Regions from separate parts of the Homo sapiens genome. Here all the other regions are linked to region 3. Evidence: chromatin loops called from intact Hi-C (ENCODE). Cell type or tissue: PC-3. All regions are shown on one strand. Region 1 has its middle 160 kb from the start of SLC25A46. Region 2 has its middle 110 kb from the start of SLC25A46. Region 3 has its middle 8.0 kb from the start of TSLP. Region 4 has its middle 46 kb from the start of SLC25A46. Region 5 overlaps SLC25A46 (solute carrier family 25 member 46). Region 6 has its middle 140 kb from the start of SLC25A46.

Region 1 (5,000 bases), 160 kb after region 3:
CCACTGCATGTCCAGCATCTAGATGGACCCCCTCTGCTGCAACACCATGGGACTTTGGGAACAAGGAGAAGCAACATGAACATAGAGTTCATGCTGTCTGCTGAGAGTAAAGTCTATTGCCTCTATTTCAGGAATCTCTTGTTTTCCAGCATTATTAAACTGTAACAGGTTAACCTGTTAGCTTGTAAGTAAAAAGTTCATGCCCTGCCCTTCACAGTCTTGACAAACAGCATGTAAAAACACTAGAATATGCTGTTGACAGCCCAGAGGAATCTTTTCTGATTGGAGAGTACAAGTAACTTAGGGAAATTGTTGCAGGAGTGATAACTGGGCCTCAAAGGATGAGTAGAAGTGGGCTGAATGTAGAAGGCTAAGAGAGGTGTTCTAGGCAGAAGAAATAAAGCAAAGATGTATGTATGTTTGTGGAAAACTGGAATGTTACAGCCTGGATTGCAAGAGGATGAGTATTGCAAGATATAATATAAAAAGTAATTTGGAATTATATTGAGAAAAGAAAATTGATTTTTGGATTTGCTATTCCACTAAACGGTCTCAAATGAATTGTCTCATTTTAGTAACACAGCAACTTTCTTGGGTATGTATTACTATCCCGTTTGAAGAAATTAAGTCTCAAAGAGTTTAAATAATTTCTTTTTCTCTAAGAGTAAACAGCTACTAAGTACTAGAACAACAATATAAAACCAATATTCTTTTCATACCATCTTCAACCAGTGAGGAGTTTTTACTAGTATTCTGTAAACACATCAGCAGCCATGTGTTTTATTTTTTGTTTTTGTTTTTTATTTTTCAATTTTCATTTAGGTTAAGATATCCTGCTCAGGTCTACTGTAAATGAATGATTTGACAGCAGTATGGAGTATTGGAGAGGGATAGTCTGGAAAGAGCAAGAACAGTTACGGGATATGGCAATACACCTGAGCATTTGTAAGGGGCCTAGAGTGGTCATGGCAATTGTGATGGAGAAAAGGATGTTCAATGGAGTTTGGAAATACAGTATATCGTAGAGGAGAAATTATTTTTTAACATGCACAGAGGTTTCTAGCTTGGATGGCTAAGTGATTTCACTAACTGAAATAGATGATTCTGGATAAGGAGAAACTGAGGGACAACATTATTAACTTTATAAAATAAATCAGATGGCATAGAATGAATTTCAGACGGTCAAATTTCAGGCAGGGTTTCCTTTGTGGAAGGTACATTTTAGATGAAGAGATGTTCAGTTTTTTTCCTTGAGTTGACAAACTATTCTTTCATTGGTAATTACAACCTAATGATTAAAATTCTAAAGTCTTATAGATATAAGATAGCATTTAGCAAAATATGTTTACTTTCCAGTTATTAAAAGGACAAACATCGAACAGAATTTATGAGAATTAGAATGCTAACTTACTTAATCTGCCTTTTGTTGCACTTCATAAAAAATTTTATTGGTAATATTATGTCCTTTTTTTTACTGGAATAAAAAATGCTAAACAATTTTGGCACAAAACAACTATCAAATTTCTCTTATTCTGTACCCTTTCTATCTGAAACCTCTTCCAAAAACTGAATCCTTGAAAGTATTTCAAGTAAGTGTTGCTCATGAGTAGAAAAAGACAAAAAGTTATGTAACTTTTTTGACTGACTTTGCTTATTCTTTACACTAGTTTATAAAAAGAGAGACTGAATGATTCATACCATCTGTGAATTTGCATGTTTCTCCTATCACTTGTTAGAAATATGGCTTTCCTTTGAAAATGACCACAAATGTTCCTTTTACACAGTATCTTCTCAAGTGGAAAGGTGAAAAGGTTTTGTATATGCGTGCATAAATGTTCAAGTTTTGAATCAATGTTTAATCAGAGCTCCAGTTAACAAAATGATTCACTACCATCACCATTTCCAGAATAATAATTTATCTCATTTAGTGGTATGGACAGCTGACTAAATGTAAACCATGACCATTCATCTAAGCATGTTGCCTAACAACTGATTCATTTTTACGTTTTTCATAAGAAAAAAACACACACACACAGGAAAAAGAGAGAGAGATAATACCAAAATAGGAGCTGCTAAATCATGAAGGTAAGTATTTGATGAGGTGATGTCTTTATCACCCTGCAAAAGCAATTTACTCTTCAAATTCTCTTGTAGAAATATTCTTAACAGCTGACAGTTTGAAGGTTTGAATATGAAAGCCAGGGTATTTCCTTTTACATTAAAATTAGCAAACATCATTTTCTTATCATGGCTAATTGTAAATAATGCTGCAATGAACTTGTGAGTGTGAATATCTCTTCAAGATATTGACTTCATTTCCTTTGAATATACAATCAGAAATGGGGTTGCTCAATCGTATGGTAGTTCTATCTTTATTTTTTGGAGAAACAGCCACATTATTTTTCATAATGGTTGTACTAATTTACATTCCCACTGATAATGTACAAGGGTACCCGTTTCTCCACATCCTAGCCAACATTTATCTTTCTTTAATCTTTTAGATAACAACCATCCTAGCAGGTGTGAAGTGATATCTCATTGTGGTTTTGGTTTGCATTTCCATTATTAGTGATGTTGAACATCTTTTCATGTGTCTGTTGGTCATTTATATGTCTTCTTTGGAAAAATGTCTATTCTGGTCATTTGCCCATTTTTTTAATCAGAATAATCTCTCAGAATGTTATACCTACATGTACTGTTACAGCAATGAATCATGGCCCATTAAATAAATTAGATGGATAGTTACCCTGTGAATCATTAAAACTTGTTTTTAACATTCACTTTTAGTTTGATTCTGGGTAGTTTTAGACAAGAAGTGTTTCACTATGTACTCATTCAGAGTATAGTACATAAAGTATGTGGCTTCTGTGGGGATGTACTGAAAGCTTGGTTCTGTAGTAAATCCAAGAATGTTATCACAATAATAAAGGATTTTTAAAATTTGATCTGCAAACAGAAAGGTTTTAAAGGTTTAGGTGAACTGTCTTCCTCAGGACAAGGGTAATCAGGCGTTGGCAACCCTTTTCTTTTTCCTACAAAGGACCAAATAGTGAATATTCTCAGCTTTGCGGGATATATGTTCTCTGTCACAATGACTCAACTCTACTATTGTAATGTGAAAGCAATATGTAAATGTGCAAATGTGGCTTTGTTCCAGTAAAACAATTTGCAAGATCAGGTGATGGCTGGATTCGGCCAGTGAGTTGTATACTGCTAAACCAGAGGCATTTGCGTTCAAGCCCCCACTCTTCAGAGCCTAATACAAATCTTTAAAAAGACACAAATTAAGGTTTCTTAAATGAGTGCATTATTACAATAGAATGATAGAATAAATATACGAATTCACTCACAAATTTAAGAGGCATATATTGAGTATCAGCCACAGTTCTAGGCTCTATAGTTGTAACTAGTGGTCCAACCAGCCCACCCCACCCCACCCACAAAAAAATTCTGCCCTTACAGAGATTATATTCTCAAAGAACAACAGACAATATGCAAGATAAATAGTAAAATGTATAATATGTTAAATGTAAATAATAAGTAATAAAAAATAAAGATGGTACAACGTGGGAGACTTGCCATTTTAGATTACATAGCCAAGGAAGGCTTTATATAAAGGCCACATTTCAGTGAAGACCACAGGGATGTAAGGGAGCATGTTCTAGGCAGAGGGAACAGCAAACACAAAGGCTCTTAAAGCCGTATATTAGTATTTTAAAGGTGTCAATTCTTCCTATTTTTTATTTATATTTAAACAAAGCACTTTTAAATATAAGGTATTATTTACATGTAATGAGATGCACCCATTTTAAGTTTAGAGTGTGATGAATGTAGTTTTTGATGTAATGGATACTATATTCCATTAGTTCTTGAATGTTTGTTCAAAAATAAAAATAGATAATTTTCCAAAAAATAGCCCATTCAGAAGAAAAGCATAATCTGAGGTTAATGAAAAGAAAGTTTCTCACAAAGACTTCATACTGGATAACTATTTAGTAGGAACATTAATTTAAGGCAAAAAAAAGATCAAGTAAAAATATGACATACCTAGTTTCCATTTTTAAAGACCATCTAGTGGATGCTTTTATAATTCTCATAACATGCTTAATTCTTTCTTATTTATTTATTATTTATTTATTTTTAGAGACAGGGTCTTGCTCTGCACCCAGGCTGGAGTGCAGTGGCGTGATCATAGCACACTGCAGCCTTGAACTCTTGGCCTCAAGTCATCCTCCTGCCTCAGCCTCCAGAGTAGCTAGGACTATAGGCATGCACCATTATACCTGGCTACTTTTTTTGTAGCGATGAAGTCTCTGGGTCTCACTATGTTCCTCAAGCTGGTCTCTAACTCCTGGGCTCGAAGGGGCCCCCCACCTTGGCCTCCCAAAGTGCTGAGATTATAGGCATGAGCCACTGCACCCTGCCTTATTTCTTGAGGTATTCTCTCAGACTGTTGTATTCTTATACATTGTTTAGACTGTCCCTCTTCAATCTCATAGCCACTAGCCACATTAACTAGTGAACACCTGAAGTGTGTCTAGGGATATGCTTTCTGCTTTAAATAAAAAATTCATAGTAGATTTCAGATTTAGAAAAAAAGTGAAATAACTCATTTATAGTTTTATATTAAACATAAGTGATCTTACCCACTTGCCTTTTTTTTTTTTTTTTTTGAGACGGAGTCTCGCTCTGTCCCCCAGGCTAGAGTGCAGTGGCGTGATCTTGGATCACTGCAAGCTCCGCCTCCTGGGTTCACGCCATTCTCCTGCCTCAGCCTCCGGAGTAGCTGGGACTATAGGCACCCGCCACCACGCCTGGCTAATTTTTTGTATTTTTAGTAGAGACGGGGTTTCACCGTGTTAGCCAGGATGGTCTCAAGCTCCTGACATCGTGATCCGCCCGCCTGGGCCTCCCAAAGTGCTGGGATTGCAGGCGTGAGCCACCACGCCCAGCCCCGACTTGCCCTTTTTAAGAACTCTACTATACCCTGCTCTTTTCTA
Region 2 (5,000 bases), 210 kb after region 3:
ATGTGTAAAATAAGGATAATTCTTTCTTCATAAAGTTTTTTTTTGAGAATGTATGCAAGTTCTTAACTATAGCAATGATGATGATGAATGATTTTGATAATTGTTATTAATGTCAGGTAACATCACAGAATTCAGGAAGAACAGTAATTCTCCCTATCTTTCTTTTTCTTCTGCTCTCCCTTCTTCCCTGTCTCCTTCTTCTTCTCCATTCCTCTCTTCTTCCTTCCTTCTCTCTTTTTTTAGTTGCAGTCATGTGTAGAACCCTAATATGACCCAGAGCTCAAGGATCTTTCAGAACGTAGTATTGAAGCCACAAACCTAGAGGCACTGTGAAGGACTGGATCTGATAACTCCTAAGGAACAAACTGGTTATGACACAGTGCCGTGTCTCAAGCCAAACAGTAGGAGTACTAGGGTTCTCGTGCCTTTCTCCACAGCTACCACATGAGAAAATTAAACACATATCTCAACTGCTGATAGAGACTTGTTGAGACTTCTGTAAGCATTTCAATGTATTCCTTACCTCACCATTATTAAACTTCCTTTTTGAGAGGAAAATAGGAATCACCTATCTTTGACATGAGTCATCAGTTTCACTTTTCTTAGTTAACTTAATTGCTTCATTGGAATTCACTGTAAACAGATGCTGGTTAGCTTTTTTTTTTTCAATTTAAAATCTTGAAAATATTCAAAAAGTACAGTTTTATCTTATCATTATAAGATTTAAGGTTTATTTATTGAGTGCCTGTCTTGCACCAACTTCTTTACCTATGTTACTTAGCATCAAAGCAGCCCTTTTAGGTTCATTAGCCCATTTCAGAAATAAAGCAAGTATGATGCAGTGAGGTCAAGTAACTTTCCCAAGGTCACAAAGTTAGAGAAGAAAGAGGATTTGAACTCATGTCTTCTGACAACAAGTTATACAACACCTTAACTATGCCTTTCCTTCATAAATTAAATACTTACTACTGTCTGCATAAGTTTTAAAATAAGATTTTAATAATGCTGGATTATGGCTGAATTATGATTGGAGAACTAAATTCATTTCTGATTGCTTCTTCATTACTATGTTTTTACCTTAAAGGACTGTGACATTTACTTAAAATTGAAAACATATGGAGGATACTATATTACTCACAATTTTACTGTTTCTACATGTAGTACCATGCTGATTTATGTGTGTAATATTTGGGAGATTTTTTGTGTACAGGTGTGTGAGGGCTGCCAAGTAATCCTGACCTATTGCTCAAATTCCGGGTATGATGATGAGGTGTTAGGAATAGCAAGAACACAAACTATCTCATATCTTATTTGATATGACCTTTAAGTGGGAAAGTTCTTATGAAAAATCTTTGTTTCTAGACATGCTAGAATAACTGGTATTGAGCATAACCCTCCCACCATAAGCAATCCTAAAACTGGGCAAAATATGGGTGACAACTGTTTTCAGACAGTACAGAGCTATGATCCTTGAGACAAGAGCAACATACAAGGTGAGCTCCATATTTTCTCTAGCTTTCTGCCTAAACACAGTTTTCAAACCAGAGTTCAGGAAGGTAGAAGCCAATTGCAGAGTGGTTGTCCCATTGAGTTGAAATGGCAGAGGTTGGAGTTCAGTCAAGCTGAAATAGCAAGGTACCTCAAAACAGGAAACTCTGAAGAGGGGAGTTCTAGAGGTCTGATGAGAGCTGAGTTTTGCATGCACATAAGACTACATAAGGTCTAGCAGGAAGTGGCTAATAATAGGCAGAGAACTGAAAAGAAATGCCAGTGGTCATACAATGCTTGGGAAAATAGACCTCACTGAATACATTAAACATTCAGTTGAGACTTGTCTTTGATTGCTAAGGATGCCATACAAAACTATAGGGATGCTACAGACTGGATGGCATAAACAACAGAAATTTATTTTCTGATAGTTCTGGAAACTATTAAGTCCAAGACCGAGCTGCTGACAGTGTTGATTTCTGGTGAGGTTTCTCCTTCTGGTTTGCAGATGGCTGCCTTTTCCCTGTGTCCTCACATGGCCTTCCCTCTGTGCATGGACACTCTTGGTGTCTCTTACTATTCTTGTAAGGATACCAGCCCTATTGTATTACGGCCTCACTCTTATAATCTTATTTAACCTTAATTACCTCCTTAAAACCCTATCACCAAATACAGTCATATTGGGGGTTAGAGTTTCAACATATGTATTTTGGAAGAACACAATTCAGCCCATACCATTCTGCCCTCTGGTGCCCCCAAATTCATTTCTTTCCCACATGCAAAATAATGTACCCCATGCCAACACCTGCCAAAGCCTTAACCTATTCCAGCATCAACTCCAACTTCAAAGTCTGTACTATATGTCATTTAAGGTATCAAGGTATGATTCATCCTGAGAAAACATTCATCTCCAGCTGTGAGCTCATGAAACTAGAGAAGTTATATGCTTCCAAAATACAGTGAGAGGAAGTTTCTTGTTTCAGGTCCAGCATGTAAGGAGCTTGGAAGTCGTCACTCTGCCATAACAAAATAAAAAGCTATACAAACTGAAGAATGAACAACTCTTCTTTGATCTTTCACAGAGGTGAGGTCACAAGACAAAATACTTCCCCCAAAATTGGAGGGGTAGACAGGCAAATACAGAGAATCACAACTTACTGGAACAGAAATCTATAAGAAGAAAACTCCATGAAAAAAAATGCCTGAGTAAAAAAGCCTAAATAGTAGTTGATGAGTTGCTGGAAGCTCAGTGTGGACAAATCTGTGAATTAAAAATTTCAGGGGCCATTTACTGAAAAGTGACCCTCACTTTTGTGAATTTTACCTCCAGAAACTCAACTAGGTTCTTAAAATGAATATTGGAGAAAAATTCCCTTGTGTTTGCAGCAGAAAAAGTGGAAACTAACCGTTTTGAAATATGCCAGAACACTTTTAATAGTATTTCAAGATAAACTATTTTATCATGCACTATAGAACAAATTGACCTAATAGATATTGACAGAACATTTCATCCAGCAACTGCAGCATACACATTCTTCTCCTGAGCACATGGATCATTCTCAATGATAGATTATATATTATGTTACAAACAAGCCTTAAAACATTCACAAAAATTGAAATAATGTTAAGCATCTTCTCTGACTACAGTGGAATAAAACTAGAAGTCAACAACAAGAGGAATTTTGGAAACCAAAAACACATCACAATTAAACAATAAGTTCCCAAGTGACTAGTGGGTAAATGAAGAAATTAAGAAAATTAAAAAATTTCTTGAAGAAAATGTTAAGTGAAACACAATATACTGAAACCTATAGGATATAGTAAAAGCACTACTAAAAATGAAATGTATAACCATAAATGCCTATATCAAACAAGAAGAAAAACTTCAAATAAACAACCTAACAATGCATCTGAAATAATGAGAAAAGCAAGAGCAAACCAAACCCAAAATTAGTAGAAGAAAAGAAATAATAAAAGATCAGAGAGGAAATAAAGGAAATTGAGACAAAGTAAACAGTACAAAAGATTAACAAAATGATTAGTTGGTTTCTTGAAAAGATAAATAAAATTGACAAAGCTTTAGCCAGATTGACTAAGTGAGAAAGAAATAAGACTCAAATAAATCAGAGATGGAGGTCAGGAGATTGAGACCATCTTGGCTAACATGGTGAAACCCCGTCTGTACTAAAAATACAAAAAATTAGCTGGGCGCGGTGGTGGGCACCTGTAGTCCCAGCTACTCTGGAGGCTGAGGCAGGAGAATGGCATGAACCTGGGAGGTGGAGCTTGCAGTGAGCCGAGATCGTGCCACTGCACTCCAGCCTGGGTGACAGAGTGAGATTCCGACTCAAAAAATAAATAAATAAATAAAATAAAATAAATAAATCAGAGATAAATAAAGAGATACTACAACTGGTACCACAGAAATTCAAAGGGTCATAAGCGGTACTATGAGAAATAATATGCCAATAAATTGGAAAATCTAAAGGAAATGGATAAATTACTAGACACATACAACCTACCAAAATTGAACTGGGAAAAAATCCAAAACCTTAACAGACCAAGAACAAGTAATGAGATTGAAGCTCTAATAAAAAGACTCCTGGCAAAGAACAGCCTGGGACCTGATGGCTTCACTGCTGAATCCTATGAAACATTTAAAGAAGAACTAGTATCAATCCTACTTAAACTATTCTGAGAAATGGAGGAGGATGGAATACTTCCATACTCATTCTACCCAGTATTAGCCTCATAAAAAAACCAGACAATGACACATAAAAAAACCCCTACAGGCCAATATCTCCGATGAATATTGATGCAAAAATAACCAACAAAATACTAGCAAACCAAATTCAACAATACATTACAAAAATCATTCATCATGACCAAGTGGGATTTATCCCAGGGATGCAAGAATGGTTCAACATACACAAATCAATCAACGTGATACATCATATCAACAAAATGAAGAACAAAAACCATATGATCATTTCAACTGATGCTGAAAAGCATTGATAAAGTTCAACATCCTTTCATGGTAAAAGCTCTCAAAAGTCTGAGTACAGAAGGAACATACCTCAACATAATAAAAGCCATATATAATAGAAACACAGTTAGTATCATACTGAATGTAGAAAAACTGAAAGACAACCTGTTTTCTAAGATCTGGGACATGACAAGAATGCCCACTTTCACCATTGTTATTCAACATAGTACTTGAAGTCCTAGCTAGAGCAATCAGACAAGAGAAAGAAATAAAGAGCAATAGAGAGCATCCTGATTGGAAAGAAAGAAGTCAAATTATCTTTGTTTGCAAATCATATGATTTTATATTTGGAAAAACCTAAAGAATTCACCAAAAAAAACTATTAGAACTGACAAACAAGTTCAGTAAAATTGAAGGATACATAATCAACATACAAAAATTATTAGCATTTCTATATGCCAACAATGAACAATCTGAAAAAAAGTTAAAAAAGTAATCCCATCTTCAATAGCCACAAATAAAATTA
Region 3 (5,000 bases):
CTACTGGACTCTATTGTGTAATTTGCTTCATAGTTTAGACACATTGTTTATGTATAAAAGGATCTTTTACAAAGTAACCATTATGTGAGTCAAGGGGTAGCCCTCAGCTTATTTCTCATCTGGAGTGTTTGAGGCCCTGCAGGTGTCTCCTCTTTTGTGAGTCCCACTCTTCTCAGTAATAATCTCTGGGTTAAGCAATCACCCCAAGTGTATTTCCTCTCTTAAACAAAGCAAGTCCCTAATAATCATTTTGTTTGTCTCATCGAGGTCTAATTTCTTCCCACACAGCCATTCGGGGCTTCTGAGAAAAAGCTGCCTGACAATTCCAGACACATGTGGGGGTGGAGGGAGGAAGAAACAGAAAAGGAGACTCTAGAAAGTTCAGAAGAGGATAAATGGATAGCAAAGAATTGGGATCTATGAGTTTGGCCTGAGGACTGTCTTCATGTGGGTATATCACCTAGAAAAGATTTTCAGAGATTAGAGCAAGGGGTTAGCAAACTGCAGCCTGTAGGCTAAATTCTATTATTTTGTTTGTTTGTTTTTTTGAGACAGATCTTGCTTCTGTTGCCCAGGCTGGAGTGCAGTGGCACAATCTCAGTTCACTGCAGCCTCTGTCTTTCAGGTTCAAGAGATTCTTGTGCCTTAACCTCCTGAGCAGCTGGGATTACAGGTCCACGCCACCATGCCGGGTTAATTTTTGTAATTTTAGTAGAGACGGGGTTTCACCATATTGGCCAGGCTGGTCTTGAACTCCTGGCCTCAAGTGATTGTCCTGCCTCAGCCTCCCAAAGTGCTGGGATTACAGGCGTGAGCCACCGCGCCCAGCATATGTAGGCTAAATTCTGCTTACCTATCTGCTTTTGTAAATAATGTTTTATTGAAATACATCCAAACCCACCCTTCTTTTATTACAGTATTGTCTTTGGCTGCTTTTGTGCTGCAAGGACAGAGTTAAGCAGTTGTGACAGAAACCATCTGGCCTGCAAAGCCTAAAATATTTATTATTTCATCTTTCACAGAAAAAGTTTACAGATCTCTGCTCTAGGAAATTATACCACTCAGCCTTATGTTAGGTTTGGTTTTGACTCTCTTGTAGTGTTTACAAGACTTTTACCAAAAAAGTTTATCAACAGTATGTAAGGGTCCCACGGTGTGGCCCGAAACCTGCAATTTCTCCAATATAGTCACTCAGTCAAACAGAATTCCGCCTCCCATTTTGTTCTGACTTATAGCTCTTGTTCCTCAACATTTGTAGTATGAACTCATAACTCATATAGAGTACCTCCTAAGAATATTAATTATACTCCTAAGTTCCCAAGTCTTTCCTCATGTGCTCCTAACAGTTCTAAAGGTTCAAATCCCCTTTAAAGAACAGTTATTCCAAAAATGCATTTGAAAAGAAGAGAAGCATTTAAAACAAAGATATTTAATAAATATTTCCTACTTTGCGATTTTACAAAACCTGGAAAGAAACTCAATGACTTCTTACCTCAGAGAGTATAGGCTACTCTCACTGGTTGGAAAGAAGAGATTTATAAAACTGTAGTGTGGGTGTTATTCCTATTAAAAGGATGTGCTAATTTATAGCTCCATTGTTGTTTAATTCAACGAAGAATGCCTGCTTTCCCCCAAACCCCCAAACTTCTCTGATACAATGAATTGCATTACCTTTTCCATGTAATTTTGTATTTTTGTAGTTAGAGCTTTTTTGTTGGTTACTCTTCTTGAAAGGATTTCTTATAGAGAACAATCGTTTTGTAATGATCTTGATAATTTCCAATCCGTGCATTTGAATTCCTATTATGATGTTTATATCTGCATTTGTATCTGTGTTTAGGACCTAGCACATTGCCTACACTCATTATATCTTAATGTAAGTCAATTATATTTAATATTTATTGAACAACTACTAGTTGCAGTGGAATAAATCTGAAGATTCAGATAATGTCCTATAATATTTTGTTTTATAAATAAATGATTTTAAAAGAGCCATGAGAATTAATAATTAAAACAATATAGTAGGTTAGTGAATAGTCAATTAGTACAAAGATTAGGAGATGAGAGCATTTCATGCTGACTTTGACCCAGGGCAATGTGCTTACACAGTCTGTTTTGTTTGTATTCCTCATTGGCATGATTTAAAGAGGAGTTAGAATAAACAAAAGTCTTTGAGCATTTGGGGAGAGAACCAATTTTATATTTTATGAGTTAAAATGCAAAACACTGAGCATAGTGTTTTGCTTTTTATCTTCAGATAGACAGAACTGCCTACCACTAGGTGTCTCAGTGGACGTGTGCAGCATCGTGTACACCTGAGAAACAGTGTTTCTGAGCAATTATGTAATGAGCAGCCTTGGGCATTTGTATCTTCCTTTGCAAAGGGTTTGGAGTGACAATCTTCATGAGTCATTATTTTTCCGTTGCAGAGTGAGGCTAGGTGACTTATTCTGCTCAGGCTGCTATAGCAAAATACCATAAATGGGGTGTCTTAAACAACAGATATTTATTTCTTACAGTTCTGAATGCTGGAAGTCCAAGGTCAAGGCAGACTCCACTTAGTCCTGGTGAAGGCTCTCTTCCTGGCTTGCAGATGGCCTTAGTTTTGCTTTATCCTCACATGATGGAGAGAGAGATCATCTCTCTGGTGTCTCTTCTTAATTTCATCATGAAGGCTTCACTCTTAGGACCTAATTACTTCCCAAAGTCCCCACCTCCAAATACGTTCACATAAGAGATTAGGGCTTCAACATTTGAATTTTGGTGGAACATAAACATTCAGTCCATAACATTCATATCTATCTGACATGATGAGGGAAATAATTGCCTTAACTGAACCCTAGGGACCAGACCCTGGAGGCCAGGAAAATGGTCTCCATCACAGATAGAAAATACATATTTATTGATGGCTGATTAAAACATGAGCTAGATAACATCATTTGATGTACGGTTAAATTATCTTTATTTTTTTAGGCAATGGAAACTATTTTAAAGACACAGAAAATTGTAGCATTATAAAACGTCCACATCCCCTTTAATAAACTCCAACAGTTTTAACATTTGTTTTTAACAGAGTCTCACTCTCTCACACAGGCTGGAGTGCAGTGGTACAATCATAGCTTACTGCAACCTCAAACTCCTGGATTCAAGGGATCTTCCTGCCTAACCTCCTGAGTAGCTAGGATTACAGGCACACACTACCATGGCAAGCTAATTTTTTTAAAAAAATATTTTGTAGTGGTAGAGTCTCACTTATTGCCCAGGCTGGTCTAGAGCTCCTGGCTTCAAGTGATCCACCCACTTTGACCCTCCAAAGTGTTGGGATTACAGGTGTGAACAATTATGGCCAGGCTGCTTCACATTTTTTTTTATAGAAAATATAACATTACAGATGCAATGGACCATGGATTAGCTAATCATATTAAATCAATGTTTAATTTTCTGATTTTGGTCATTGAATCATTGTTATCATTTAGAGATAAAGTATTTTTTTTTGTCTGTGTGGATAGAGACGGAGAGAGAGAGAGAGGGAGGAAAGAAAGAAGGAAGAGAGAGAGATGAAAATATATTAAAACATAGGTAAAGGATGGATGAAAGTTATTTGTTCTTGTCTTTTAACTATTTTTCAAGCTTGAAATTATATGAAAATGACAACCCTACAAAAGAGTTACAGAACAGTTGAAGGCTCTGTGTATCATTGCATAATCCTATTATTACTACTCCTTTCCAAAGTTAATTGCTACTCTGAATTTGGTGTTTATCAGTACCATGTATGTCTCTGTAATTTTATTTTTACAAATATGTGCTTGAAAACAATATGGTTTAAAAAAGTTTATATAAATGCTATCTTTTATTCTTCCAGAGATATTATATACATATGTATACATGTATGCATATACATACATAGGTTTACATATCCAGAAAATTTTATACATATCTATTTACTTACTATTTTCACAAAAATGATAACATTGTTACATACTATTGAGTTCTTTTTTCTTCAAATAGTATCTTAGATACTGCTCCATATTATTTTATCAAGAGCTTCTTAAGAATTTTTAGCGATTTATAGTTTCCTTTGTTTAAAATATATCAAAATTTAACTTTCTTGTTTTTATAAAATTATTTTTAATCTTTGCTATTCTAAATGATGCTTCAGTGAATAACCTTGTTCACTCATCATTTAGTACATTTTATCCAAGTGTGAATTATCTGTAAGATAAATTCTTACAAGTAAAATTTCTAGGTTAAAAGGTATGTTCATTTTTAACTTGGATAGATATTATCTATCTACCTATCATCTGACTATATAATATCTATTTATAGAAATACCAGTAAAATTGTCTAATATCATGAAAATGTCAGTTCCCTGTCAACATAAGATGTTATCAAACTTACTGGTTTTGCCAAACTGATGAGTAAAACTTATGTGTCAGTGTTGTTGTAATTTGACTTTATTTTGTTATGAGTCAAGTTGACTTTTTTGTGGCAGTTACTTTAGAGTTTATAGTAAATATCTTTAGTTTATATATGCATAAGGACAACTTGTATTTCTTTTTATGTGAACTGTCTGCTTAAATGCTTTGCTGGATGTTCTAAAGCCAGCTTGTTCAACCTGCAGCCTGCAAGCTGCATGCTGCCCAGGATGGCTTTGAATGCAGCCCAACACAAATTCATAAAATTTCTCAAAACATTATGAGATTTTTTTTTTGCAATTTTTGTTTTATCTCATCAGCTATCATTAGTGTTAGTGTATTTTATATGTGGCCCAAGACAATTTTTCTTCCTCCAATGTGGCCCAGGGAAGCCAAAAGATTGGACACCCCTGTTCTAAAGGGTTGTTGGAAATTTCCTTACTAATTTGAAGGAGATCTTTTTAAATTAGGAAAATTATCCCTTTGTTAGCAAATGAATTGCAGATATTACCTATATGTTTGTGATTTGTTTTTGACTTTGCTTACAGTGGTTTCTGCTATGAAGATTTTTTAAAAAATCTAATT
Region 4 (5,000 bases), 280 kb after region 3:
GCCTAAGTGAACCAAGTGTACACTGTTATGAAATCCACAGTAGCACCCAGTAATGTCCTAGGCCTTCGTATTCACTCACTACTCACATACTGATTTATCCAGACCAACTTCCAGTCCTGCAAGCTCCATCTATGGTAAGTACTATATACAGGTATACTATTTTTAATCTTTCATACCATATTTTTCCTGTGTCTTTTCTACGTTTAGATATGTTTAGATACCTAAACACTTACCATTGCATTATAATGCCTACAGTGTTCAGTACGGTAACACACTGTGCAGGTTTGTAGCCTAGGAACAATAGGCTATACCATATAGCCTAGGAGTGTAGCAGGGTATATCATCTAGGTTTGTGTAAGAACACTCCATGATGTTTGCACATGGTTGAAATCACCTAAGGATGTGTTTCTCAGAACACATCCCTGTAGTTAAGTAATGCATGACTGTATATGCATATTTGTTTGTTCTAACTTCAGTGGAAAGAAGTACAGATACTTCTTATCTGTGATCCCAAGACATTTATCAACTTGGCCAAAACAGAGACAAGTATCCCTTTTTAATATCTTATTAAAATAACTTAATCTAACTGGGTTTTCTGCCAGGTTTTGATTGAATTAGTTTTAACTTACCCTGCAACTTGCTTAAAAATCCCAACTTCTTTCAGGACATGTGGTGTGTGTTGGGGGGAAAGGAGGAAGCATGTTTAGTAAGTTTTATTATAAACATTCAATCATACAAGCAATATATGAAAATATTTTCTTCATGAAATATAAAGTTATATTTGAAAAGTATAGTGGTTGCCTCTGTTGTATATTCCTCCAAACATTTTCTATGCATTTGTATGCAAAAGTATAGTTTCTTGGGCAATATATACATATAAACATATATGTATATATATAATATAGTTACATTTATGTTTGCATGTGTGTGTTTTAGAGTGGGTTTATTCCTGTTTTCTTTATAAATGCTAGTAATTGGTGTATCCCACTTTTTAAATTGCTTTTCTTCTCCCTGCTGCATTGTATTTGATAATCTGGAAGTAAATTAGTTATAATTTTGGAAACTTCCAATTATTCAGTATTAAATATTATTTTAGTATTGCAAAATTATTCTTATATATGTCTCTTTGTAAATATGCGCAAGTGCTTTTTCCAGTCTGTAGATACCTAGAAAAAGAATTCCTAGGCTTTCAGATCAGTGCATTTAAAAATTTCAATGGGTATTGCCAATATTTTCTTTGTGTATTGTACCACTTGGTCCCATCTCCAGCAGTGTGTAAGAATCCCTTTCCTCCTGCAAACTGCCAATACTTTTTATTATGAATTTTTAAATTTTTTTACCAATATGAGTAAAAGAATGCATCTCTTTGCTGTTTTAAGTTTCAGGACATTTATTCATTGTCAGCTTTGTTGCTTTAGAAATCCAAGTCAGGTTAGGTATTTTATCGGTCTACATTATGGGATGTGTAAAAGCAAAGATATGACAGGGTATTGGATTTCAAGACAAGGTACAAGAGTAAAGAGAAAATATGAGAATAATCTAGAACTAGGTTATTCTAGAACTCAAGTCTAGCAACAGGCCATACCCTATCTACATGCAGACTGTGAAACCCTAGCAAAAAGCCTCTTGTTAAAACCGTGATGGGTAGGGAAATAACACCACCATAAAAGAACCATCTCTAATATGTCTTATGTAAAAGTTGACAAGTAAATGCACCTATACAAGGAATGGGAGAACAGACTAGACTTTGATTTCTCCTTTGAATAGAGATCCTTAATTTCCAATTCAGAACATGTTGTGCAGAGGTCATATTTTCCCACCGAAGTTTGCTGTGCATACTTTTTGCTTACTTTCTCTAAAATATTATATCTGTGACTCATGTCTCTTTATCAATTCTATAAAACTCTATAGTTTTCTGTTTCTATATGCTGGCTTCCCTGAAAAGTAGATTTTTATCTTTTTAAGTTTCTCTCCCCAAATTATATCACTAGAAATAAATTTATCAAAGTCATCAAATACTGTTTATCTTGATCCAAGTAATCCACAGAAAAGTTACAATTAACCAAATTCAAAGCCACCACAAGTGACTAGGTGGACCACTACAAACTACAAAAGCCAAATCAAATGAATGCCCATCTTTGCCAGCCACTGGTGCAACAGCTATTAGTACAAGGCAAGGTTAAGCAATTGATACACATCATTACCATTAGTCAGATATAGTCTTTGACACCACATCCAACCTTTCGTACTTGTGCTAATAGGCTTGCATGTGGTAGAGTGAGTGGGAGGAAGAGCAAACACTTGTAAAAACAAAATAAACCCACATCTACCCTAAGACAGCCAAAAAGATGACTTATCTCTAAGGAGGTTATGTTGCCAAACTCTAAAGTTTGTCAGTCTAAGTCTAAAATCATAGGGTTGGGTCACAGAGAAGACAATTACAAAACTCTGGGCTTTTCAAGCTACTTGAGGAGCTCCTTGTATCTATAAAGCCTAAGGACTTAGTTATTGAACCCTATGAGAGTCTTATATGGGAGTTTTTCCTGGCAATTCAAGCCATTTGTTAGCATTAGTACTCTGTCAACAAATAATTATGAAGTTTTCTTCCTTGACTAACCTACAAAAATAATGATTGGAAGCCAATGGGAGTAAAAAGATAGATAGCATCTCTACCCACATTTGAAAATTCAGAAATGCTTTATTCCCTGTGAGTCACCCTTAGGTAGCAAGTTACAGTGAAGTTTCAGAGTATTTACTAAGTGTGAAAACCTCCAAGGTTCTGGCAGTATGTTGACTGACATTCTTGGTTTTTAGTGCTTGAGTTTTCCTTTTTGAAAAAAAAATTTATCTGGGAGGTACTTCAATAGAAATATTAAAAGAGGCTGTTTTATAGATATCCTCCTTAATCAGCAAGGCATATTGAAAATAAATACCCTCAGCTGATCCCTTTAACCACAGAAGCAAAAAGAATTAAAACTGTATTTGCTTGAGGAGAGAGACCAGGGAAACAAAACTAAAATGACATTCAGAGATGGGAGAAGAGAGAAAATAGCTGCATGATTTTTCATCTAGGACAAGTACTGTCTCATGAGATATATACACAAATCAAATTTTACTGTAACTATGCCATGAAGAAATGGCTGTAATTGGAAAGAGAAAATCCAAAAAGAAACAAAAGAGAGAAGAGAGAGTTTATAATATTTAGAAGTGATAGCATTAACAGGAAAGAAGTTGTAATAAAATAATAAGAAAATAGATTAATGAACAAAGAGAATTCAATTTGTCAAACATTTATCAGGCACCTCTTAAAGCAAAGAAATGGACAAAATGCTGAGTTCTAAAATTAATAAGATCAATTTTCTTATAACAGTTGCCTTTTATTGAGAACCTACTATATATCACAACCTTACACACATTTTATTACATTTTTCAACATTTTTGTTAGGTTGGTATATTACTATTTTTGTTAGGTTAGGTATATTACTATTTTTATTTTATTAAAAAGAAAACTGCAAGGCTACAGTAACCAAAACAGCATGGTACTGGTACCAAAACAGAGATACAGACCAATGGAACAGAACAGAGCCCTCAGAAATAATGTCGCATATCTACAACTATCTGATCTTTGACAAACCTGACAAAAGCAAGCAATGGGGAAAGGATTCCCTATTTAATAAATGGTGCTGGGAAAACTGGCTAGCCATGTGTAGAAAGCTGAAACTAGATCCCTTCCTTACACCTTATACAAAAATTAATTCAAGATGGATTAAATACTTAAATGTTAGACCTAAAACCATAGAAACCGTAGAAGAAAACCTAGGCAATATTCAGGACATAGGCATGGACAAGGACTTCATGTCTAAACACCAAAAGCAATGGCAACAAAAGACAAAATTGACAAATGGGATCTAATGAAACTAAAGAGCTTCTGCACAGCAAAAGAAACTACCATCAGAGTGAACAGGCAACCTACAAAATGGGAGAAAATTTTCGCAACCTACTCATCTGACAAAGGGCTAATATCCAGAATCTACAATGAACTCAAACAAATTTACAAGAAAAAAACAAACAACCCCATCAAAAAGTGGGCAAAGGATATGAACAGACACTTCTCAAAAGAAGACATTTATGCAGCCAAAAGACACATGAAAAAATGCTCATCATCACTGGCCATCAGAGAAATGCAAATCAAAACCACAATGAGATACCATCTCACACCAGTTAGAATGGCAATCATTCAAAAGTCAGGAAACAACAGGTGCTGGAGTGGATGTGGAGAAATAGGAACACTTTTACACTGTTGGTGGGACTGTAAACTAGTTCAACCATTGTGGAAGTCAGTGTGGCAATTCCTCAGGGATCTAGAACTAGAAATACCATTTGACCCAGCCATCCCATTACTGGGTATATACTCAAAGGATTATAAATCATGCTGCTATAAAGACACATGCATATGTATGTTTATTGTGGCACTATTCACAATAGCAAAGACTTGGAACCAACCCAAATGTCCAACAATGATAGACTGGATTAAGAAAATGTGGCACATATACACCATGGAATACTATGCAGCCATAAAAAATGATGAGTTCATGTCCTTTGTAGGGACATGGATGAAACTGGAAACTATCATTCTCAGCAAACTATCGCAAGGACAAAAAACCAAACACCACATGTTCTAGCTCATAGGTGGGAACTGAACAATGAGAACACATGGACACAGGAAGGGGAACATCACAATCTTGGGACTGTTGTGGATTGGGGGGAGGGGGGAGGGATAGCATTAGGAGATATACCTAATGCTAAATGACGAGTTAGTGGGTGCAGCACACCAACATGGCACATGTATACATATGTAACAAACCTGCACATTGTGCACATGTACCCTAAAACTTAAAGTATAATAATAATAAAATAAAATAGAAAAATAAAAAAAAAGAAAACTGAAGATCAGTATTTAAATGACTGTCCCAAGAACAAACCAGTCATGAAGAGTACAG
Region 5 (5,000 bases), 310 kb after region 3:
CCAAATGGAGTTCACAATAGAAATTACAGAAAAAGGTACACAATGGACCTACAGATGGTTTCCAACTTACGATGTCTCAACCTAAGATTTTTCGAATTTATGACAGGTTTATTGGGATGTAATCCCATCGTGAGTGGAGGAGCACTGTATTATAAATGTGGGAGTCTTTAGTAAATAGATGATATTTAAAACTATGAGATGACAGTGAGCTTGCCTAGCCTTCTAATCCATCTTCCTACTTCTGACCCTGACATCCTTCCCACTCCAGTTTATTTTTAATGCAACAGTCAAAGAGATCCTAATAAAGATGTAAGTCAGATCACACCACCGCTCTGCTCAAACCTATCAAAGACTTTCCATCCTTCTCAAACAAAAGCCCAATTATTACAATGATTTACAATGTCCTATGTAATCTGGTCCCCTCTTACCACTCAGGCCTCATCTCCTGTATTCCCCCCTTGCTTACTTAGCACCAACCATAACAGCTTCCTTTCTACTTCTTAAGCATGTGTGATACAACACACATGACACAGTCCCACTTGAGAGTTTTTGCACCTGCTTTCCCTCTAAATACAATTCAACATTTGCTTATTTTGTGCTTAGTTAGCACCAGCCACATCGGCATCCTTCCTACTTCTCAAGCATGTATGATACAACACACATGACACAGTCCCATGTAAGGGCATTTGCACTTGCCTTCCCTCTACTTAGAATATTCTCCCAAATATGCATGTTGATCTTTACACAAATGTCACCTTCTCAGTGAGACCTTTACTTATCTTCTTAAAAAAATATTAACCGCCCCTCCCTACCCATTACACATCCTATTTGCCTTCCTTGCTTTATTTTTGCTTTCTTTAGCAGTTAATCGCCATGAAATATACCTTTTATTTAGTTGTTTATGTCTACTTTCCCCATAAGAATATAAGTGCTATGAGAACAGAGCATTTTGGTTTTGTTTGCTGTTGTATCCCCAGGGTCTATAACAGTACCTGATATAGGCAAGTACTCAATAAACAATTGATACATTTTTTTTAAAAGTTTAGCAGTTAAGATAATCTGCAAATCTGAAAGGTAAAGTGATGTAATTAAAACCTTGGTTTAAAACTATAATAAGAAGTCTGAAGTTGATTTTAGGGAATATGAGTCAATATGAATCCTTAATCAGTAAAAGGATATATATAAGTATTGCAACTTGAAAACAATCTTGTATGAGTATTGACTTTTAAAATGTGGAGACTAGTACAAGGATTTCTTTCTTTCTTTCTTTTTTATTTTTTTTAAGACAGAGTCTTACTCTGTCACCGAGGCTGGAGTACAGTGGCGTGATCTCAGCTCACTGCAACCTCTGCCTCCCGGGTTCAAGCGATTCTTCCATCTCAGCCTCCTGAATAGCTGGGACAACAGGCGCCCACTACCACACCCGGCTAATTTTTGTATTTTTAGTAGAGATGGGATTTCACTGTTGGCCAGGCTGGTCTCGAACTCCTGACCTCATGATCCGCCCACCTAGGCCTCAAGGATTCTTAATGAAGAAATAGATAACTACAAAGTTCATGATGACTGGGTAATTATGAAGGATGAAAGAAATGTAAAAATAAAAAACTTTCCTAAAACAAAAACTAAAGTTTTGAATCTTTAGTGTGAAGATAACAATAGTATCACTAATATATTGCCAAGGAGAAGAGGTTCTAAAGGAAGCTAATTTTTAGAGGGACAGATGAGATTGTTTTTAAAAGTTGAGTCTGAAGATTTAACTCACATGAGATTAGAGCTAATGATTCCTGTGAATAAATTAGCTCTTTCAGAATAATGAGTATAGGATAAAAAACAGAGGGTCAAGGATTGGGCCTTAAGGTATAAGACAAGAGATGGCAAAGGCATTATTGAAAAAAGATGTTCAAGAGAGAGAAATCTAAAGAAAAAAGAGTTCTAGAAAAGCAGACAAAAGAGATCAAAAGGAGTTAGCAAGTGGAACTTGAAGCAGGAAACAAGGAGTAAATACTGGGTTAAAAAAAACACATACACAGAAAAAACCCTATCACATAGTGAGCCGGGCACTTATATAAATAACTCATTCAATGTTACACGTCAGTTATTAAAATACTATTCACAATTTATGGATAAGAAAATTATAAAGGTTAAGAAATCTGTCTAAAGTCCCAGGTCTAATTTAAGCAGAGAAATGTGATAATGGGTCTGTCTCAAGCTAAAAATTGTTTTCCCCAATAAATCATTCTGCTTAGTTGTTTTTCCTTAAATAATTACCTTCCTGACATTTTTCCCTTACCTTTAAAATGAGGCTATCTCATACAAGTGACAACTCTGTAAATTCTATAGCACCATACAAAAATTCATCATTTATTTAACACAATGCCAAATGCAAGGGGAAGGGAAAGTATGATTTGGGTCGCAAGACACTAACTTCAGTTAACTGAAGTTAGTTCTAACAGAAATAATAATAATAATAATCATAAATCAAAGATGAATGATACAGCCAGAAAAGAAACAAGGTAGAAAAGAGTAATTAGAAGAGCAAAGGCTGATCCAGTGCGAGTTTTTACAGAGAGGGCACTCACATATACTAGAGAAAAGAATATGCTAGAGGATCTGATGTGGAAATAGAAGACAGGTGTACAAATAGTTGGATTTTGTATACAGGTGAAGTAAAAACTACCTTCATCTTACAGTTTTAAGTGTAGGAAGGAGGGTAAGACATTTAATTAAATGTACTTGAAGCGCCACCATGTGGTTAGGAATAGTAACACAAGCAAACAGAATTTCAAGTGCTAGCAGAAAATTGCTTCAGCTTTGTAGTATTTACCACACCCAATAGTATCAAATGTCACTTAAAGGCATGTTTTAAAAGAATCCTGTCAGTAAACTACCTGTGGGGACAACCTGCTTCCTGTTCGGATGATTATCCATCATGTTTATTCTCAGGTAATTATTAATTTACTGTCCAATGATAAGCCATAACCATCTGAGTTGTATGTAAGGGCCTTAAAAAGTTTATAGATTCTTTGTTTTCAGAGCAAGTTATAGGCTGTGTTCTGAGATGTCTAAATGAAGAGTATAGTTGCCTATGGAAAGGACAAAAATAATTAAAACTAGAAGTGTGACTTAAGATACCAATGGAAATATACAGACAAGCAACGTGCGATATAACTGTGATATTTATAAAATAAATATTTTAAGACATAGTCTTAAAATTTTCTGCTGAAATGTTAGATATCTACAATATACTGAATAGTCAAAAAACTATTCTTAAATAAAAAAAAAATGACAGTAAAAAAAAGCTCACCTGCACTGTTTCAATCAGACTTGCTGAATAAAAAGGCATTGCCACCACGTAAGTTAGGCTATAGAAATTAAAACAAATTTATCAGTATACTGAAACAAGATGCTTATACTAAATTTTTTAATATCTGCTTTAATATGTCAACATAATTTATAGTCAAGCTAGAATAATCTTTTTAAGGTTTTCAACTATTAATACCTACAGCCTAAAAATATTAACTTCAGAAATCTGTAACGTAGGATGCTTTATTCAACAGAGATGAAAAAATCAAATGATAAAACAAGGACAGCCTGCAAAGAAAATAGATTGGACATCTACCTACACATAGCTAATGCAGCCTATAAATCTAAAACTTAAAATTGAGGATGAGGGATCCATTCCATAGTTTGCCTTTTTAGTGATATTTGAGCAAGTAACTTTTCTGTTACTATCCTCTTATATCAATTCCCAGATTTCCCATCCAGCAGAGTTAGGCCAGTCTTCAATGGTGAGTGAAGTCCCTTTTATTATTAAAAAAAAAAAAAAACATTATACAGCTTTGCAAAGTTGTTTCCTATCACCAATATTTAGACATAGTAATATTACAACTTTGCAAGCCTGCAAAATATAGTTATTCAAAATAATATCAAGGTGGGACTTACCTAACCCTTATGGGCCAGGTCCTGGCAAGTAGTGGTTTTCAAGGTGAATGGAACATCACTAAGTAATAATGTGCTGGAATGTCCCACTGAGGGAGCCAGCAAGCTGGGGGATTTCCAATTCACAATCTTCAAAAAAAAAAATTAAAAAGTGAAGAATAAAATTCTAATCTACAAAAATGGTTACCGTTGTAAAATCACTAAGTGCCTTCAGGACTACATTTCAATGTCACTAAGGTTTTTTGGGTTTGCTTATCACCATACAAATACATTTGCATCTCTGATTAACAATAAAATAGTTATACTTTCTTTGAAAATCTGGGTTAAATAAATTGAAGACCTATGCTAACTTCCTAAGAAAACATACACAAAATTAGTCTGTGATTCTAGCCTTTCAAATTAGGAATTTATTTTAAAGATAATATATATTTCAGGATTTATTCCTAAACTCTGTGTTACTTTGTCCTTTGAAGTTATAGTCCCACCAACATTTCACTGCTCTAATTTCCTTCTCTACAGTTATTTAATAAGATTTGTTTCCAGTTCTAATACTATAAAAATTAGTGAAAATGCCCAATAAAAATGCCATTTTTTGATACTTACGATTTCAGTAGAAGGTGTTCTCCTATTTGTTTAGGACTCCATTTATGTAAAACCTCCCTAAAACATAAAAATAAACTTAAATAAAACAAAAGCCATGTTATTTAAAACATCTGGAATTAGCCCAATTTTCAAAACAGTAATCAACTTCTAATTTTTTTCAATCTGTAGGAGAAATATATTCTAATGGTGAACATTTTCTTTTCTAGAACACAGTGTAAACAACTGTGATGGTTTGAGAGAAAAAAATACAAGGTGTTTTCATACGTGCTGATAGAAGGGGCTGGCAGAGAAGCAAGAGGCACAACTGATTATGAAAGTAAACATGAGAAATTAAAGGAAGAAAATTAAGATGATTGGTTAAAAGAAAGAGAATAGATATGGAAACAAAGAACAGGATTAAAAAAGGCTTTACAAAGTATATAAGAATGACAATTTTTTAAAAAAGTTAAGTAACTCTA
Region 6 (5,000 bases), 180 kb after region 3:
ATTTTTCTGACAAAATATTTGATTTAAGCACTTATTGTTTTTAAGCCAATTAATCAGAACTCTTTCATATATAAACATTACACACATAACACATATAACAACACAGAGAGACAGAAGATCTAGTAATTGTAAGATTTTTCATTTGCAGTTTTTAAGTTTCTTTATTAGGTTACTGGATTCAGGGTGGTGTCCTTAGAAGAACAGAGCTAGGAAAACATGTAGTTTCTAGGGCCTAATAAGCAGTCACAGCTGGAAGGCAAAACAGATCCCAAAAAATTCTGGGAGTCATTTTCATACTGAATCCTGGATCCCCAAAAATGAAATGCTGAACAAGGCAGTGCAATGATTTTACCATGTGCTGTTGATCAGCCCATTCTGCAATCAGCCCATCCTCCATGGGAATCTTATCTCAGTGTGGGTCAGGATATTTCTATACTTTCTTGGTGGCCAAGAGCATGCTTCTCTGATCCAAACGTGGAAAGAGCAGAGTGTTCCCCCATAACTGTCACTTGCCATCCCTAAAGGTTTATTTCCTACCTACTTATTACACACCAAAGTTCTCTGATAATGTGAAGTAATTTCTGATGTCCCCACAACCCCCACCCCCTGCCCAAGTAAAAAACATCAAATACCACAATGAAAAATAAAACGGAGTCTTAGATGTTGAGGGAAATCTATCTACTTTCAATTCCTGGGGTTCCATGAGGAATATAGAGATTTTCTCTAAAATGTGGCACCGCCTTTGTTTTTCCCAAGGACATACGAGAGGAAATCCTCACCCAGTTTTTTGTTTCAGGGACCTGCAGCAAAGTTTGTAACTAACCAGTTTGCCAAGCTGGCTTGAACAGCAAGCTTATGGGGGTCCTAGGCCCGCATTCCATCCTATGGTACCCCTTTTTATGATGGAACAATGCAGAAAGACAAGCTTTTAGCACAAAGAATGCCAGATTTGCTACAGCTTAAGACTAGCCTCACAAATCCTTTCTTCCAATTAATCAAAACTTTGCGGAGGAGACAGTGATTTTTACCATTGCTACAACCAGTTTGCACAGAGAGAGAGGCCAGAATTCTGACTGGTAAGGAATCCTTACCCTTTTGCTGGCATGCCAGGTTTCTGGGTGACCTTCCCTGAGTGGCCGTAGCAACCCTGCTAGATGCTCCAGAGCCATGGGTCCCAAGCCACAACACAAAGGAAAATCATCTTTTTTGGTTTCATGGAACCATAGGCAATCTCTCAATTTTGTAAGTTGCCACCCAACCGACTACATAGGAGACCCAAATTAACATTTTCCATTCTAGCCAGGGCAAAATACGTGTGACAAAACATTAACCACTCTGCTTAGTGCCCAATATCAACTGGTTAGGCTTAAACTTGTTCCTGGTTGGGCTCCGTCATCTTTAGTCCACTCAAAGTGGATTAAATGAGTTTCAGCATGTGTTCTCTGGGCAAGATGGTCACCCTGAGTAACAGAAAAGATAGAAAAGGGAAAGGAGAAAAAGAGAGAGAAAACATTGCCTGTGTTGGGGTAGGTATAGCAGAGATCTCAGGGAGGCCAGAGAAAGACCTACCCACTGCAGCAACACTGATTTAAAGATCAGATGGCCACTTGTCAGTCATAAAAGGGATCTTTTCCAGCAGTCCCATCAGCTCTCAACTTTTCCCCTTTGGGGAGAAAAATGTTCCCCATGTCTCATTCCTATACATGTCTAATCCTGTCACCCATAGCCATCAGCAAAAAGTGCAAGGCAGATTAATCCAAAGAGAATAGCAGTTAACATCCCATAGTGCCAAATCCCTTTTTAACCAAGAGGGACTTTACTGAGGGGAGGGCCTGCAATCCAATTCCACCATTTACCCAAGTAAAATGTACCCCACTACTTACCCAAAGTCAGCCAATTGGTGTGAAGTCTTGTTTCCTTTGGATTGGGGTAGTAACTAAGCCAAAGGTTAGTAGACATTTTTTTAACCAATTAGTCGCTTAAGGTTTTTATTTGCCTTTCATAAAGTTTTTAAATAAAAATACTGAAAATTTTTTAAGAAGCTTCTGCAAATCAATAGGCATCCCTAGATGAGATTAATTTGGGAGCCCGTCTTTTCCTTTTCTGTTTTTTGTTTGCGGGTTTTTTTTTTTTTTCTTAGAGTCTCGCTCTCTTGCCCAGGCTGGAGTACAGTGGCACAATCTTGGGGAGCCCTTATTTTCAAATACACTTCAGTGCAGTGCTGTTCATTTGGAATGTTCCACTGTAAGTTATCTTTAGTAAGATTTTGCCATTTCTGTAAGACTTCATTGCTTCCTGGGCCGAATACTTATGCATGTTTAAGCCAGAAGGAACTCATTTCTTCAGAAATTAAGGATCCCATTTTTACCTCAAATATTGGCTTTACTCTCAGGTTACCTTGATCACCTCACACAGTGATATTTTTCCTGCCTGAGCACACAGTAAAAATGAAAACAAGAGGTTAGAACACAAAAATCTCTGCGAATTTCCATTGCCATTTACAACCAGTTTCTTTCTGACTCACTCAGATGTAAGAGGCCTCTAACTGGATCCAAGCCAGTTAATTACTGGAGCCAATCAGATCCTGGACCCAGTCCAGTTTCTGTCATGACTTCCAAACCCAGTTTGGATCAGAAATTTGTTCAAGGAAACTTGGATCAAAACACAAATCTGGCCCATGGTGACTCATGCCTGTAATCCCAGCACTTTGGAAGACTGAGGCGGGCAAATCACTTGAGGTCAGGAGTTCAAGACTAGCCTGGCCAAAATGGCAAAACCCTATCTCTACTAAAAATACAAAAAAAAAAAAAAAAAAAAGCCGGGCATGTTGGTGGGTGCCTGTAATCCCAGCTATTCAAGAGGCTAAGGCAGGAGAATTGCTTGAACCCAGGAGGCAGAAGTTGCAGAGAGCAAAGATCACACCACTGCCCTCCAGCCTGAGCAACAGAGTGACATCCCATTTCAAAAAACAAACAATAACCGCAGCAAAAATTAAAACACAAATCTGTGGAGCTTTGGAATCAGAGAATCCAAATACCAGGAGAATACCAGGCTCCCCAGCTGCTCTGGGAGAGAAAGGGACACAGTGGGCCTGGCGGGTAGCTTGCTTGGTTGCTCAGTGCTCTCGGGGGTCATTAGAAGCTCTACTTGGGATCCTACTTCTGATGCTGTCTGATGAAAGAAGAACTTCAGCAAAATTTAATTTAAAGGAGTTTAACTGAGCAATGAATGATTTGCGAATTGTGCAGCCTCCTAAGCCAGAGTATGCCCTGAGATTCCAGTGCAGCCACGTGGTAGAAGATTTATGGACAGAAAAAGGGAAGTGAGGTACAGAAAATGGAAATGAGGTACAGAAACAGCCAGATTGATTACAGCTCAGTGTTTGCCTTATTTGAACACGATCCAAACACTTGTCTACATTGATTGGCCAAACATCAGTTAGTGGCAGAAGTGTAGGCTATGGTCTGTTTACACCTCCGCTTGTTATAGTTCACAATGTACAGAGAAACCTTTAGGCCAAACTTAAATATGTAAGGAGGCAGCTTTAGGCTAAACTTGATTTAACAGTACTTAATAATATAGCCTAAAAATATGTAAAACAAAATTTGAGAGTCCTTCAGGGAGGAATACTGAAATCCACAATCATCATGGGCTCTTTTGACAAAGTGCTCTCAGTATCTAGGAGAAAAGCAAACAAACGAATCAGTGTACATAAGGAATACTTAAGCAACATTGTTGACAAACTTTTCTAAGTAGATACATGTTAGAACACTGCATGAACAATTACATATTACGTATTATTTACAAACACAAAAATTTCACAATAAATTGACCCTGTACAGTCAAAAAGCTGAAATCATATAGAGTATGTTCTCTAAAGTTAAAATGGAAATGAATAACAGTCTGGGTGCAGTGGCTTATTTCTGTAATCCCAGAACTTTGGGAGGCTGAGGTAGGCAGATCACTTGAGGTCAGGAGTTTGAGACTAGCCTGGCCAACGTGGCCAACCCTGTCTCTACTAAAAGTACAAAAATTAGCTGGGCATGGTTGCGCCCACCTATCGTCACAGCTACGCGAAAGGCTGAGACATGAGAATTGCTTGAACCCAGGAGGCAGAGATTACAGTAAACTGAGATCGCACCGCTGCCCTCCAGCCTGGGCAACACAGTGAAACTCATCTCAAAAAAAAAAAGAAATGAATAACAAAATCATAACTAAAATATTGCCGTATGTTTAAAAATTTTTAAATCTCTTCTATTTCATGGATTCAGTTTTAAAATACTGGCAGATGCAGGATGCAGAATCCACATACAATAATTAGTAGTATTTCTGTATAGCAACAGTGAGCAATGTGAAATAGAAATTTTAAAAAGTAATCCCATTTATAATATCCACAAATAAAATTAAAATGCTAGGAATTTATTTAACCAAAGAAGCAAAATTCTCTATAATGAAAATTATAAACTGATGAAAAAGATTGAAGAGGACAATAAAAAATGCAAAAATGTTCCAAGTTCAAGGGTTGGAAGAATCAATATTGTTAAAGTGTCCATACTACCCAAACCAATCTACAGATCCAATGCAATCTCTATCAAAATACCAATGTCATTTTTCAAAGAAATAGAAAATAATAATCCTAAAATTTATATGGAACCACCAAAGACCCAGAATGTCCAAAGCTATCTTAAACATAAAGGACAAAACTAGAGGGATCACATTACCTGACTTCAAATTATACTACAGGGCAACAGCAACCAAAACAACATATTACTGGCATAAAAACAGACACATAGATCAATGGAACAGAATAGAGAGACCAGAAACAAATCCATAAACTTAGAGTGAACTCATTTTAGACAGAAGGGCCAAGAACATACCCTGAGGAGAAGACAAGTCTGTTCAATAAATGGTGCTGGGAAAATATCCATATGCAAATAATGCATCACCATATGCAAAACTCAAATAATGAATCACCATATACAAAACTCAAATCAAAATGG

What was found. Hi-C counts contacts between places; a loop is a spot of excess contacts. Peaks named below come from ENCODE experiments on the same cell type or tissue, not always from the same donor. Only the 100,000 strongest peaks of a DNase experiment are listed, where the experiment ranks them.
Region 1: it touches region 3 in a loop (6-fold over the local background); 7 of 110 quality-filtered maps call a loop at or near these places.
Region 2: a loop joins it to region 3, with 2.5 times the contacts of the local background. A loop is called at or near these places in 5 of 110 quality-filtered maps.
Region 4: it touches region 3 in a loop (5-fold over the local background); 15 of 110 quality-filtered maps call a loop at or near these places.
Region 5: it touches region 3 in a loop (10-fold over the local background); 43 of 110 quality-filtered maps call a loop at or near these places.
Region 6: it touches region 3 in a loop (3-fold over the local background); 2 of 110 quality-filtered maps call a loop at or near these places.

Annotation. Positions count from the first base shown.
Region 1 is chr5:110,897,869-110,902,868 of GRCh38, reverse strand. No RefSeq gene overlaps it. Among named protein-coding and RNA genes, the nearest start is that of SLC25A46, 160 kb to the right of the region's middle. In PC-3, no CTCF peak of the experiment used is centred here; DNase peaks (open chromatin) are centred at 1,918, 2,928 and 3,108; H3K4me3 peaks cover 1,272 bases; H3K27ac peaks cover 3,273 bases.
Region 2 is chr5:110,848,956-110,853,955 of GRCh38, reverse strand. No RefSeq gene overlaps it. Among named protein-coding and RNA genes, the nearest start is that of SLC25A46, 110 kb to the right of the region's middle. In PC-3, no CTCF peak of the experiment used is centred here; a DNase peak (open chromatin) is centred at 2,405.
Region 3 is chr5:111,061,217-111,066,216 of GRCh38, reverse strand. No RefSeq gene overlaps it. Among named protein-coding and RNA genes, the nearest start is that of TSLP, 8.0 kb to the left of the region's middle. In PC-3, CTCF peaks have their summits at 2,068 and 2,278 (motif pointing right); DNase peaks (open chromatin) are centred at 2,366 and 4,416; H3K27ac peaks cover 1,414 bases.
Region 4 is chr5:110,782,811-110,787,810 of GRCh38, reverse strand. No RefSeq gene overlaps it. Among named protein-coding and RNA genes, the nearest start is that of SLC25A46, 46 kb to the right of the region's middle. In PC-3, no CTCF peak of the experiment used is centred here; DNase peaks (open chromatin) are centred at 2,300 and 2,680; H3K4me3 peaks cover 1,120 bases; H3K27ac peaks cover 2,226 bases.
Region 5 is chr5:110,755,064-110,760,063 of GRCh38, reverse strand. It overlaps SLC25A46 (solute carrier family 25 member 46), which reads right to left. Exons shown (of 8, transcript NM_138773.4): 6 at 4,543-4,599; 7 at 3,305-3,362. Among named protein-coding and RNA genes, the nearest start is that of SLC25A46, 19 kb to the right of the region's middle. In PC-3, CTCF peaks have their summits at 2,550 and 2,755 (motif pointing left); a DNase peak (open chromatin) is centred at 2,753.
Region 6 is chr5:110,878,208-110,883,207 of GRCh38, reverse strand. No RefSeq gene overlaps it. Among named protein-coding and RNA genes, the nearest start is that of SLC25A46, 140 kb to the right of the region's middle. In PC-3, no CTCF peak of the experiment used is centred here; a DNase peak (open chromatin) is centred at 2,597; H3K27ac peaks cover 1,410 bases.